Regions from separate parts of the Homo sapiens genome. Here region 1 is linked to region 2. A link is an interaction called in ENCODE POLR2A ChIA-PET data of the cell type or tissue named here. Cell type or tissue: PC-3. All regions are shown on one strand. Links, peaks and the distances in the headings refer to the core of each region. The heading gives the core; the rest is flanking DNA.

Region 1 (6,986 bases), core at 372-5,371, 830 kb before region 2:
AACAGTAAGAGTTTTAAAATGTCATCTTCTTGTTTAGTAAAAGCTATTGAATTACATTGTCAGAAAAGTGTACTTATGTTTAATATTTCACATATTTTGCTTTGAATTTTTACAAACAATTTTTTGTAACTTATTTGGCTTTCAAATGGAAACTAGAATTATGTAGTGCCAGAAGGTAGCTTGAATATATGGAGTTTATTCAAATCCTAGAGAGAAGGGAAAAAATTCCATAAACAAACAATATAAAAAAAGATATCTTGTGATTTCAGGATATCCAGCTGTTTGTATGTTTCGTTTTTAAACTTCACTGCTTACTAAATGAGTGATTTTACATATGTTAGAAAGATACTACCCCATGCAGAACTGCATGTCTATTTTTAAAAATTATATATGCTAAAATCATGGAGATTTGTGGGCATGGGTATACATGTATACAAACAGTATTACTTTACATATATTTGATTTGCTAAAAAAAGAATGCATATATACATTTATAGGTAACAAAAACATTATTGCCATTGAATATTTCATTTTTTCACTTTTTAATATAGTGAAGTCTTAGTCACTTTTGATGGTCCAGTAAATTAGGTAATACTATTTTAAGATAAAGTGAAAATTTCCCATGAGAAATCACTCAGCCCATTTTCAGTTTTGCTTTTCCTGGTTTAGGTTGAACGCCATATCATTCTGATGAATGAGAATGAGCCTTCCCATGGCTATTCTGTTCTCTGGAAGCCAGTTTGTAGAAAGGTTCCTGTGAAAACAATATTTTGGGAGGTACATAGTGTAGTAGGTTAAGAGCACAGGCTTTTGAGTAATAGGGACCTGTTGGTAACTCCCATTTTTGCTTCCTAATAACTATGTGCCCTTAGCTAAGTAACTTATCTCCTCTGTGCTTTAGTTTCCTTAGCTAAGGTAATAAGACCTCCCCTACAGAGCTAGAGGAAGGGGAATGAAAAGATTTTAGCACAGTGCCTAGAACTTAGCATTGAGAAAATATTCATTAAATGTGTTCTTTTATTGACTTGGTTTTAGTTACAGATTCTAGACCCATATCCCTGTAGTTACATATAATATTTTGGCCATTTTATTGTGTAGATTTTATGTACATTCTTGCCACTTTTATCAGAGAAATGACAAGAAAGGAAACAAGTAAGTTATTGTAGTCAATCAGAAAGACTAAAACAATTTATAGATGATAATTAAAATTTTAATATTTATTTTTAACATAAGAACCTCCCGAAGTGCTAGGATTACAGGTGTGAGCCGCCTCACCCAGCGAGTAATTAAAAATTTACTCTCCTTGTTCGTTTTTCTTGCAGAATTGTCATTCACATTTAAAGTTTGAAATTCTGAAGACAGAAAAAGCAAATTAAAATTTAAAAATAGCCAGTGGTGAAAGGTAAATAGTTCATTGGTGCATGGCAGAGCCTTCTGCTTGTTATATATAGTAGGGTACTTCTAAGGAAGGTGTTTCTCTTGCAGAGTTACTTGTTGCAGTTAGGTTTTGTTTTGGGCATAATGCCAAGTATTTATTCTTCCTATGTGTAATATAGTAGGGTATTTTTGTGTTTAAACAACAGTTTTTATTGTAATCTTACATCTTATTGGATATTAACCTCTTTGATAGCAAACAAGCCATTCTTACCTGTTGTGCACATGCTGCTCTAGCAGGCTGGGAGTCTTCACCACAACACTAGCTACATAATAGAACATTGCTTCCTGAGGTCTGGGAACACTGTTTTTTTCTTCTCTCCTGTGGAATAAATGCTTTATATTTAATTTAATTTAATTTTTTCAGACAGAGTCTTGCTCTGTCGCCGAGGCTGGAGTGCAGTGGCATGATCTTGGCTCATTGCAACCTCTGCCTCCCGGGTTCAAGCAATTTTCCTGCCCCAGCCTCCTGAGTAGCTGGGACTACATGAGTGCGCCACTGTGGCCAGCTAATTTTTGAATTTTTGGTAGCGATGGGGATTCACCATGTTGGCCAGGCTGGTCTCGAACTCCTGACCTCAGGTGATCTGCCCTCCTTGGCCTCCCAAAGTGCTGGGATTACAGACATGAGCCACCGTGGCCGGCCAGAATAAATGTTTAAAATTAATCATTTTGTCAGTTACTTTCAATATTTTACAAATTGCTAACATATATCACATAAATGGGACAGAATAATTTAGTACTAATTAGATTTGCAAGGTATGCTCCAGATCACCTGCACTGCCCTCCTCCAGCCAATGTTTGCATGTTTGTGTGAATGAATGTGTATATAATATTTAATATATAGATATATATTATAGGATGAACATAAAACATATTTATATGTTATGTGCAATATGTATTTGTTAAATATATTTGTGTACACTTATTCCCATGGTATAAGCCCCATTTCCAGGGGATGGCTCATGATGACCCAGAGAGTGCAGCTCAGTTCTAAACTTTTTTAGGAGGATGAAAAGAAATAGTCTTTTGTTCTCCTCTACAGGAAGCTAATATTTTGCTCCTACTGTCCAAACTCTGGAATAGTAGTATAACAGTGGCAAAGAATGGGAAAATGAAAACCGACCGTATGAAGCTGTTTTTGGAAGATACTCTAAATGGGAACAATCTTCTAAGCTCAGCTGGCTTTTTAGTCGGTGAAGCCATCTGTTTGGTTTTTCAGCCAGCACTCTTTTCATTCTCCCTGATTTTTATAGCTTCCCTTGGGAAACCACAAGATTCCAAATCACTCCAGCAATGCAGAGCCTTTTGAAGAGTTGTGTGTGGCTTAGTGGTTTGTCAGTCTTCTGTTGTGTAACTTCAAATGGTTTTTACTTCTGCTATGCAAATCATGGTTTTAGGAATATTTGGAAAGAGAAGAGTCTGAGGAGAGTAGAAAGATGGTAATTTTTTTCTTATATAAATATTTATTTTTCAGATACACTAATAATAAAATATTATTGTTCTTTCATAGAGGTTAACTTACTCATGTTTCATTTATGAGGAATGCATAGACCTGTTACTCAAAGCAACATTGTATTATATTTGTTGTTCTGTCTGTAGTTTCTAACATTATTAGACAAAGTTCAGTGATGTTAAAGATTGTAAACATTCCTTAAAGCAGGGGTCCCCAACCCCTGAGCCACAGATCTCCTGCTGTGTGGCCCAGTTCCTAACAGGCCACAGACTGCTTGTGGTTAGGTTCCAGTGGCCTGTTAGGAACTGGGCTGCACCATAGGAGGTGAGCTAGCAAGGGCAGCAGGTACAGCTGCTCCCCATCGCTGGCATTACTGCCTGAGCTCCACCTCCTGTCAGATCAGCGGTGGTATTAGATTCTCATAGAGTGTGAACCCTGTTGTGAACTGCACATGGGAGGGATCTAGGTTGCATGCTCCTCATGAGAATCTAATGCCTGATGATCTGTCACTGTCTCCCATCCCCCCGTGAGGGCATGGCCTAGTTGCAGGAAAACAAGCTCAGGGCCGCCACTGATTCTACATTATGGTGAGTTGTGTGATTATTTCATTATATATTACAGTGTAATAATAATAGAAATAAAGTCCACAATAAATGTAACATGCTTAAATCATCCCCAAACCACCCCACACCAGATTTGTCAGTCCCTGGTGCCAGAAAGAATGGGGACCACTGCCTTAAAGCATGCTGGGATTATGATTGGATGTAGAGTTGGGTGTTGATGTTAAAGGTACTTATACTTTGTTACAGTGGTTATGGTTACTTAGAGCTATCACATAGTTACTTTAGAATGGATATTTTAAAATTGAAGAATAGGCAGCAGTCTGTTTCTAATTAATGATAGGGTTCCTTGTTTTAAAAGTTAAACACTTTGGTAAGGATACATTTGAAGATTATCACGTGGGTGGTCAGCAAGTGATTCCGTCCCTCTCTTGGCATTTATATATGTTATTTATATTGAATTACTCTTGGCAGAGGAAATAACTGAAAGTCTAAGTAAAAAACGTTGGCTTTATCCTGTGGGTAGAAACCACTTTTTATTTTTACTTTTACCCCATGTGCTTTAAATCCAATAACCAACCTACCTACCTACCTACCTTCCTTCCTTCCTTCCTTCCTTCCTTCCTTCCTTCCTTCCTTCCTTCCTTCCTTCTTTCCTTCCTTCCCTCCTTCCCTCCTTCCCTCCTTCTCTCTCTCTCTTTCTTTCCTTCTTTTCTTTCTTTCTTCTTTCAACAGGGTCCCACTCTGTCACCCAGGCTGGAGTGCAGTGGTGCAGTATTGGCTATTGCAACCTCTACTTCCCAGGCTCAAGTGATCCTCCTGCCTCAGCCTCCCTGGTGGCTGGGACTACAGGCATGTGCCATCATGACCAGCTAATTTTTGTATTTTTTGTAGAGAGGGAGTTTTGCCATGTTGCCCAGGCTGGTCTTGATTACAGGTGTGAGCCACTGTGCCTAGCTGAGACAATCATTCCTGACTTTCATGTTATTAGAGCTTCAAAATGTGAACAATTATTGCCCGCTGTTGTCACTACCTTGGAGAACAAGATGAGTATAGCTTTTAAAATCTTTGCGGGAATTGTGTCAACTTTCATTTAATCCACCTCTATAAAAATAAGATCTATATGCTAAAGGATTAATAACAGTGCAAATTGCTACTTGAATATTAAAAATTTAAAATCATCCACAAGGCAGAGATATTCTTGAAAGTCATTACAGCTCTAAGATGTCATAATTTTATTGAAAGTGGGAAAAAAAACGTAGCCACCATTTAAATATGTAAGTTGTCATTTTTGTTACATTTCACTAGCATTGTATTTGAACCGAATATTCATTTTTTACAGCACGTAAGTATCCATATATCATAAGACATGTAACTACCATATTCCTTTCCCAGAACTTTATTTCATTATCATTTTCATTTAATTTAGGATAATGTACCCTTGATTCTAAAATATATGCTCTCTGATAAAGTCTAATATACAGCATCTATAAGAAACTTAAATTTACAAGAAAAAAACGTATCATTCTTTTTGGCTGCTCTACATTGGGTGAGCTTTGTGTAATATTTGTTCTTTACTTAATAATGCAACCTCAAAATATTCACCCTGTTTAGACTGATTCCCTCATGCTTGAGAGAGGAAGGCATCTCTTCCTTTTTTTTTTTTTTGGAGAAAGTCTTGCCGTGTCATCCAGGTTGGAGTGCAGTGGCACAATCTCAGCTCACTGCAACCTCTGCCTCTTGGGTTCAAGCGATTCTTGTGCCTCAGCCTCCCAAGCCACCATGCCCAGCTAATTTTTGTATTTGTGGCAGAGATAGGGTTTCACCACATTGGCTGGGCTGGTCTCAAACTCCTGACCTCAAGTGATCTGCCGGCCTCAGCCTCCCAGAGTTCTGGGATTACGGGTGTTGGGCTTTTTTTCATATGTTTATTCACTGCATGTATGTCTTTTGGAAAATGTCTGTTTACATTTGCCCACTTTTAATGGGGTTGTTCTTTTCTTGTAAATTTGTTTCTTATAGATGCTGTATATTAGACTTTATCAGAGAGCATATATTTTAGAATCAAGTGTGCATTATCCTAAATTAAATGAAAACAAATTATCAGAACATATGATAGAATAATGAAGCATAACAACTAAAAAAAACCATATTACATTTCAGGGCCAATGATCTAATTTTGCTTTTCCTCTGACTGTTACCAGGAGGGCAGGGCATGCATGCAGCCATGTGAACTGAGAGTGAGAGGGAAATGGATGAGATGCTTAATGTCAGATCTATGCCACTGCCCTCATGCTTGACGTTGTGGCAGCCAAGCCAGAGATGGCCATGCGCTCCTTACCACGGTCATTCTCAGCTGAATCTACATCACATTCACCCGGAAGCCTGGGAGTAATCTGTACCTAGGAGTCTGTAGGGCATGACCAGCCTGCAGATGTGAGCAAGTGTGTGTGTATGTTTCTGTGTCTGTGTCTCTCTCTCTCTTGTGTGTGTGTATATGTGTCTGTGTTTGTATCCTGTGGTGCCTCACAGTGTCTTAGAAATATTTGAATTACATTAATTGCCAGTGTTTGAGTATCACAAGATTTCACATAACCATATGGATTTACATGTTGTCTTGAAAACTTCAGATGATTTGAAACTCTTTTAAAAAGGGCTCTTTTAAAAAGGGTTCCAATATAAATTGGTAGAGCAGTTATTGGTAGAGCGTATACTTTCATCTTTGTTATAATGGGTTTGACCGCATTGTGTTTGGGTGAAGTAGCAGAGCAATAACTTTAAGATAAAACTGGTTTCTTGTAATTTATTAAACTTACCCATGTATTTGGCTCCCTTTTCCCTTTTATTTTATTATGTCTGTTTTAGCCTTATCTATTTCTTTCTCATGTTCTAGCCCTCAAAGTGTGTGTGTGTGTGTGTGTGTGTGTGTGTGTGTGTGTGTTTAATCCTCCAAGCTAGAAGTCACTCAAGCTTCCTGGAATCTAGGTTGTAAGGTACTGAGGCCAATGGCTGCCTCTTTGTCTTTTTTCTATTTTTTCTATTTTTTTTTTTTTAATTTTGTGTTTTGTTTCTTTCCAGTACTGTGTTGACGAGGAAGATGGCAGCCTCTTTGATATGAGATAGGGCTCATCTGCATGTTACGTGTAGTGGCATGTCACTGCTGCCACTGCTCTTCTGCTACCAGGATGGCTTGAATGCAATATAGGCTGTTCCATGTGTGCTTTCCCTCCGTTATGAAACTTCTTCCTGTGGGGTTTGTGAGCTAACTGCAAGTCTTTCTTTGTTTTAGGGCTGTGGATTCTGTAATTATTACAATTGTGTACTTCCTTAAATTAAGGCTTTCACGTAGTAGTGATCTGCCTTTCCTTTGACAGTTTTACCTTGATGTTTTATATAATGAAGCAAAACTCAAGGAATATAGAAGGAAGCATAGGGGGAGTAAAGGATAGTCTTAAATGCTGAGCAGTGGTTACCTCTGTGATCAAATTTATTATTATTATTTTTTGAGACGGCTTTACTCTGTCACCTCGGCTGAG
Region 2 (8,129 bases), core at 1,577-6,576:
CGTCAGGCACAGTGACTCATACCTGTAATCCCAGCACTTTGGGAGGCCGAGGCAGGCAGATCACGAGGTCAGGAGTTTGAGACCAGCCTGGCCAACATGGTGAAACCCCGTCTCTACTAAAAATACAAAAATTAGACAGGTATGGTGGTGCCTTCCTGTAATCCCAGCTACTCAGGAGGCTGAGGCACGAAAATCGCTTGAACCCGGGAGGTGGAGGTTGCAGTGAGCTGAGATTGCGCCACTGCACTCCAGCCTGGGCGACAGAATGAGACTGTCTCAACAACAACAACAACAACAACAATAAGCTACAATGGCCTCTAAGTGTTCAAGTGAAAAAGTAAGAGTCTTACATTCTCTCACTTTAAATCAAGAGCTAGAAATGACTAATAAGGAAGGCACGTTAAAAGCTGAGTTAGGCTTTTATGCCAGAGTTAGCCAAATTTTGAATAAAAAGGAAAAGTTATTTAAGGAAATTAAAAGTGCAACTCCAGTAAACACATGTACAATAAGAAAGCAAAACAGCCTTACTGCTGATGTGGAGAAAATCTAAGTGGTCTGGACAGATGATTAAACCAGCCACAACAAAACCTAATCCAGAGCAAGGCCCTAAGTCTCATCAACTCTATGAAGGCTAAGAGAAGTCAGCTACAGAATGAAGTTTGAAGCCAGCAAAGGTGGGTTCATAAGATTTAAAGAATGAAACCATCTCCATAATGTAAAATGCAAGGTGAAGCAGCAAGTACTGATGTAGAAGCTGTAAGTTTTCCAGAAGATCTAGCCAAGATCATTAATGATGGTGGCTACACTAAACAACACATTTTCATTACAAACAAAACAGCCTTCTGGAAGAAGATGCCATCTAGGACTTTCATAGCTAGAAAAGAGAAGTTGATACCCGGCTTTAAGATGTCAAGGGACAGGCTGACTCTTGTTAAGGGCTAATGTAGCTGGTGACTTTTTTAATTGTGAAAGGAAAATAAAATCTTGAGACCCCAATTCATTATGCCAAAAGGAAAAATTAAGCTGAAAGCTGAGCCGTGCAAGTAACTGCCTTTCCTTTTGTTCCTAAGCAGGTAGGCAAAGGTAAAAGGCCAGATATTGCCACAGGTAGCTACTCTGTGTTCACTTACATAATTTACTATTCTGCCTACCTGAATCCTTACAAGATATGGATTCAGTAATGCAACTGTACTGTACCTCTTTCCCTTCCAGCCTGCTTTCCCCCTTTAAATATTGAAGCCCTCAAAATCATCTTTGGAAAAGGCATGGACCATAGATTGTTCCTGTGGTTCTGTGTTCTTTTTTCCTGGGCATGTCCTTATCCATGGAAAAATAAACTTCTAAATTGATCGAGACCTGTCTCAGATACTTTTCAGTTTACATGTTGAAGCTAATGTTCATTTACAATTCTGAAAATTCTGGGACCCTTAAGAATTATGCTAAAGTTGAGTCTGAATTTGGGCAGCTCATCACCTTCCTGCATCATTTGTGCCTCTTCTATAAGGTAAGAAACTTTTCCAGGCTGAGGATCTGAGCTCCTACCAGCCCCTAGTTCTCAGAGTTCTTAGATCACTGTGGGTCTCATCTCCCTCTTTTCTAACTCTGATCCAGTCGCTGCATGTGCTTTTTAAATGGAATAACAATGCCTGGATGACAGCACATCTGTTTACAGCATGGTTTACTAAATATTTTTAGCCTACTGTTGAGACCTACTGCTCAGGAAGAAGGATTCCTCTCAAAATATTCTTTCTCATAGACAGTATACCTGGTCACCCAGGAACTCTGATGAAGATGGACAAGGAAATTTACGTGGCTTATTTTTTAATGTCTGCTAACACAACATCCATTCTGTAGCCCACAGATCAAAGAGTAATTTCAACTCTCAAGTTTTATAATTATAAAAATGCATTGCATAAGGCTATAGCTGTCATAGACAGTGACCCCTCTGGTGGACCTGGGCAAAGTAAATTGAAAACCTTCTGGAAAGGATTCACCATTCTAGATGCCAGAGAGAACATTTTTGATTCATGGGAGGAGGAGGTCAAAATATCAACATTAACAGAAGTTTGAAAGAAGTTGATTCTGACCCTCATGAATGACTTGAGGGGTACAAGGCTTTAGTGGAGGAAGACACTGCAGATGTGGTGGAAATAGCAAGAGAACTAGAATTAGAAGTTGAGCCTAAAGATTGGACTGAATTGCTGCAATCTCATGATAAAACTTGAACAGAGGGCCAGGCATGGTGGCTTATGCCTGTAATCCCAGCACTTTGGGAGGCCAAGGCGGGTGGATAACAAGGTCAGGAGTTTGAGACCAGCCTGGCCAATATGGCGGAACCCCATCTCTACTAAAAATGCAAGACTTAGCCAGGTGTAGTGGTATGCGCCTGTAATCCCAGCTACTGAGGAGGCTGAAGCAGGAGAATTGCTTGAACCCAGAAGGCTGAGGTTGCAGTGAGCTGAGATCATGCCACTGCACTCCAGCCTGGGTGACAGAGCAAGACTCTATCTCAAAAATAAACAAACAAACAAAAAAACTTGAACAGAGAAGGAATTGTGGATGGAATGGATGAGGAAAGAAAGTGGGTTCTCAAGGTGAAATTTACTTGTGATGAAGATGCTGTGAATATTTTTGAAATTATCACAAAGGATCTAGATTATTACAAAAACTTAGTTGATAAAGCAGTGACAGGATTTGAAAGGATTGAGTCCAATTTTGAAAGAAGTTCTGCAGGTAAAATGCTATCAAACAGTATCACATGCTACAGAAAAATCTTTCATGAAAGGAGGAGTCAATCAATGTTGCAAACTTTGTTATTTTCTTATATTAAGAAATTGCCACAGCCACCTCAGCCTTTAGCAACTACCACCCTGATCAGCCAGCAGCTGTCAGCATGGAAGCACGATCCTTCACCAACAAAGAGATTACCACTCACTGAAGGTTCAGATGATCATTAACATTTTCTAGCAATAAGAGTTTTTTAAATTAATATATACACATTTTAGGATAACGCACACTTAATAGACTACAGTATTATGTAAAAATAACTTTAGTACACACAAGGAGACCAAAAAAATCGTATGTCTCACTTTATTGGGCTATTTGCTTTATTACCATGGTCTGGAACTGAACTTGCAGTACCTCCAAGGTATGCCTGTATAACAGAAAAAGTGGCCAAATCAAATATGTTTGGGAAACACTACAAGTAAAATAATAGAGATTAAAAGTATATGCTACTCTCAGAGGTCCTAAACGTTTCTATAGAAGTACGTTTAGCTGTTTTCAAACCACTGTTTAAGTTTTATTTAGACAAACAGGCTAGTATATCTCTTAGGAAACCAGCTTGGAAAACACGTCAGGAAGCTATTACTAACCACCACTGAGAGAACAAGAATTACTCCACCAGTTAGGAGCCAATAGGATGGGTCAAAGGATAGTTTACCATGATTAGATGGGAAGAACTAAGCTGATAGCCCTCAAATCAATGCTGCAGTGAAGATCTGGTGCGTGACGGGACAGAGCAGGGAAGTAGGGTGGGTGGCTTGTGCTGGAGGGTTTCCCTCCATAAGGGCCCTGCCTGGTTCACTGTTAAATCCCCAGGGCCTACATTGTACCAGGCACAGAATGGATGATCCAGCAATGGATTACTGAGGCAAGTTGCTTCCCATCTCTGTGCCCAGAGAACCCAGGAGAGGATCCTGGATTGAGCCAATTGTCCCTCCTTCTGTCTGGGGAAGCTCCTTGCTGGTCTTAACTGGAAAGGTCTCCCATATCACACAGACATAGCTTCAGCCTGGTGGTGTATTCCTGGGAGGGTGGCAGGGAGCTCAGAACTCCAGGACTGGAGGAGAATTAGAAAGGAGGGAGATGAGACCCACAGTGATCTAATAACTCTGAGAACTAGGGGCTGGAGGGAGCTCAAATCCTCAGCCTTGAAAAGTCTCTCTTTTTTTTTTGTTTCTGAAAACTTTTTTTTTTTTTAATATACTTTAAGTTCTAGGGTGCATGTGCACAAAGTGCAGGTTTGTTAAACATGTGCCATGTTGGTATGCTGCACCCATTAACTTGTCATTTACATTAGGTATTTCTCCTAATGCTATCCCTCCCCCCTTCCTCCCACCCCACAACAGGCCCCTGTGTGTGATGTTTCCCACCCTGTGTCCAAGTGTTCTCATTGTTCAATTCCCACCTATGAGTGAGAACATGCTGTTTGTTTTTTTGTCCTTGCGATAGTTTGCTAAGAATGATGGTTTCCAGCTTCATCCATGTCCCTAAAAAGGACATGAACTCATCCCTTTTTATGGCTGCATAGTATTCCATGGTGTATATGTGCCATATTTTCTTAATCCAGTCTATCATTGATGGACATTTGGGTTGGTTCCAAGTCTTTGCTATTGTGAATAGTGCCACAATAAACATACGTGTGCATGTGCCTTTATAGCAGCATGATTTTTAATCCTTTGGGTATATACCCAGTAATGGGATGGCTGGGTCAAATGGTATGTCTAGTTCTAGATCCTTGAGGAATGGCCACACTGTTTTCCACAGTGGTTGAAGTAGTTTACAGTCCCACCAACAGTGTAAAAGTGTTCCTATTTCTCCACATCCTCTCCAGCACCTGTTGTTTCCTGACTTTTTAATGATTTTCATTCTAACTGGTGTGAAATGGTATCTCATTGTGGTTTTGATTTGCATTTATCTGATGGCCATTGATGCTGAGCATTTTTTCATGTTTCTGTTGGCTGCATAAATGTCTTCTTTTGAGAAGTGTTTGTTCATATCCTTTGCCCACTTTTTGATGGGGTTGTTTGATTTTTTCTTGTAAATTTGTTGAAGTTCTTTGTAGATTCTGGATATTAACCCTTTGTCAGATGAGTAGTTCGCAAAATTTTTCTCCCATTCTGTAGGTTGCCTGTTCACTCTGATGGTAGTTTCTTTTGCTGTGCAGAAGCTCTTTAGTTTAATTAGATCCCATTTGTCAATTTTGGCTTTTGTTGCCATTGCTTTTGGTGTTTTAGACATGAAGTCCTTGCCCATGCCTGTGTCCTGAATGATATTGCCTAGATTTTCTTCTAGGGTTTTTATGGTTTTAGGTCTAAGATTTAAGTATTTAATCCGTCTTGAATTAATTTTTGTATGAGGTGTAAGGAAGGGATCCAGTTTCTGATTTCTACATATAGCTAGCCAGGTTTCCCAGCACCATTTATTAGATAGGGAATCCTTTCCCCTTTCTTGTTTTTGTCAGGTTTGTCAAAGATCAGATGGTTGTAGAAGTGTGGTATTATTTCCGAGGGCTCTGTTCTGTTTCATTGGTCTATATCTCTGTTTTGGTACCAGTACCATGCTGTTTTGGTTATGGTAGGCTTGTAGTATAGTTTGAAATCAGGTAGCATGATGCCTCCAGCTTTTTTTTAATATATATATAGAAGAGACACAAAGAATGCAGGTGATGAGCTGCCAAAATTCACAGACTGCACTCTCTGCTTCTAATATTAATTGGAGTCTGGGTGTGGTACTTGAGTTTTAAAAATACCTTTGGATCCCTTGCAATGCCAGATTCTTCAAATAGATAATGAAAAGGGATGGTATAATCAGAGCACTGGACATGAAGCTCAACAAGGAGCTTGAGCAGGCAGGAACTATGAAAGGTACAAGGCACTGAGTGTTGCCCATGTAGGAAGGAGGAAGGGAATGGACAGAGATGTGTTGTATCTTTTGTACCAGGTACTTTCCCTTCACCATCCCATCTGTTCTTCATCACAATGGTAGGAAATGATCATCACTCCCATTTCATAGTTGGGGAGATCTGAGTCCTGAGAAACTAAGTAACCATGGTAGGATACCACACACAGCACCTGGCTAGGTACTGGAACCTAATGCTATCCGAATTAAGCACCTGTCCTCTGTTTTGGATACCCATTGTCTATAGGAGTTAATGCCTGGCATCATTTTCTCTTGGGGAAAGGTCACTTCCACCTCTCCTTCATGTTATCAGACACATGGTGTCTGATCAGACATAAGAACCATGAAATTTGTTGAAAGTTTGGCCTGTTGGGCAGCTGTTTGGGGATCACTGGAGCTAAGAAGTATTTGTAGCAGACAGTGAATCCATGGGAAAGCTTTTTAAATAGTTTGTGGAGCTTTTTCTAAGTCTGGACGGTGTGCACTGATCCACTGCCATTATGGCTCTGTGCTGGATGCCCCATCTGTGAATCTCTTCTTCCTAGGCCAATCATTTGTTAAATACTGCTCCCTGAGAAATCAGCACTTTTCCAAAACCCAGAAAGAAAGAAAGTCTTGAATAAATAAGGGTAAAATATGTCATAATTTTTCAAACTAGCTTCCATATTAAAATTTACCTGATTTATTTTCATTCCTGGATGAAGAGAGGCATGAATGTTTCACAGCTGCTACCCAAATGTTCCAGAAATACCACTCAGGGCCAGAATTCCAGCATCTCCCTGATCAAAATTTGAACAAGTTGGTTGATCAAAAATCCCAAATAAATTTGTGGTTTACTTTTTTCTCAGAGAAACTGGGTTTCAGAGAAAGAGAGATATGATTTCAAATTCCAGGTATGCTTTTGACTAGTTGTGTGACTTTGGGTGAGTTAATTAAATTCTCTGCTTTGTCAAAGCAAGATGGGGATAAAATGGTAATGATCATATTTGCACAACAGTATATTCTTCTGAAGGTGAAATAAGCAATGTGTAACTATTTTTAGCAAATTTCTTTATCACCAACAGGTACTCAAATATTGGCTTTCATTCTATTTTCTCCAATCTCAGCTCACTTATCCTGGTAGAGAATCTAGAAAGTAGATAGCAGACTATAAAAATTACATGTTGTTAAACAGTAACAATCAACAGCTCTAGATCTTTACTGTGCTAGAGTTTTGGCAAAAGAGTTAGCATGTAACTCCTAGATTTGGAATAAACAACTATAGTGAAGTAAAAATCCAACTCAAACACTCAGATCCTGTTTGTTTCTGGGAGAAAATTGTGTCTTATTTTATACCAACTACTGTGCTATTCTCTCCAGAAAATGATTGGTTGAATTAGGTGGCCAGGGAGTAAGAACTGAATAGATCCAGGAAAACAGCTGTGTCTGGTTGGTGGCAGCACGCTTCCAGCTCTTGCTGATTCATTTCTCTGGCAGTTTTTACTTAACAGAACCATCCATAATGCATGGCTGCAGGACTATATAGAAGGCAAATCACCCAAACGGTGAGCATTACAAGCATTGCACATTTCCTTTTCCAATTCTGGGAAACTGCATGAGGAGCTACCTATAATTTTTCTAGCAGGAGCATGAAAGCAAGAGAATTGTAGCTATTCAAACAAACATGGAAAAGTGGGGATGACTGATGTGCGTTTTAGGGACATCTTCACCATCCTTCCAATAAGAATTAGTTATTCATTTAGTCTGCAAACATTGGCTGAACTTCTATGTGTCAGGCACAAGGCTAAGTACTGGGTATTCAGAGGGCAGCTAGAGTCCCATGATTCCTACTCTCACAGAGCTTGCAGCCTAATGAATCTAATAAACACATCACTAAATAAATGAATATGTATTTTCAATTTAACAAAAATGCTGTGAGGATAGAAAACAGTGAGAATGTACTTAGAGGTGCAAGCAAAGTTCTGCCTGTAGAGTTCACATTTGAGCTGAGCCTACAAGATGAGGAGTCAGCTTTATAAAAAAGCTAAGACAAGGACACCCTGTCAAAAGCATGTGCACAGTCTCTGGAAGGTAAAAAGCTTGGCTTGCTCTGGAAACTAAAAGGAAGCCAATGAGACTAAAGCAAAGCAAACAAGGGAAAGTTGCATAAAAGGGAAGTTGGGGGAGAAAATTGGGGGGTGGGTAGGGATGTACAGAACGTAGCTTTTATTCTAAAGTCCAAATGAAACCACCTAGAGGTTTGACTCAGGGGAAAGGCATAATCAGATTTACAACTTAGAATGATCACTCTAGTTGCCTGATGGAGAAAGACCTGTGTAGGGAGGGCAAAAGAAGATCCGCAGCTAATTAGTAGACATTTTAATATTCCAGGCATAGAATGACGGTGGGGGTTGGCAAGGGTGGGAGGGAGGTAGGAACATGATGCCAGCAGTGACATTACTGGTGAA

Evidence for each region. Peaks named below come from ENCODE experiments on the same cell type or tissue, not always from the same donor. Only the 100,000 strongest peaks of a DNase experiment are listed, where the experiment ranks them.
Region 1: POLR2A ChIA-PET joins it to region 2 with 5 read pairs; 2 of 35 experiments call an interaction of 5 or more read pairs at or near these places.

Annotation. Positions count from the first base shown.
Region 1 is chr9:6,935,932-6,942,917 of GRCh38, forward strand. All of the region lies in intron 8 of KDM4C (lysine demethylase 4C), which reads left to right. Among named protein-coding and RNA genes, the nearest start is that of KDM4C, 180 kb to the left of the region's middle. RefSeq lists an enhancer at 4,134-4,634. In PC-3, for the core only: no CTCF peak of the experiment used is centred there; a DNase peak (open chromatin) is centred at 2,720; H3K27ac peaks cover 514 bases.
Region 2 is chr9:7,763,189-7,771,317 of GRCh38, forward strand. No RefSeq gene overlaps it. Among named protein-coding and RNA genes, the nearest start is that of DMAC1, 33 kb to the right of the region's middle. In PC-3, for the core only: no CTCF peak of the experiment used is centred there; no DNase peak of the experiment used is centred there.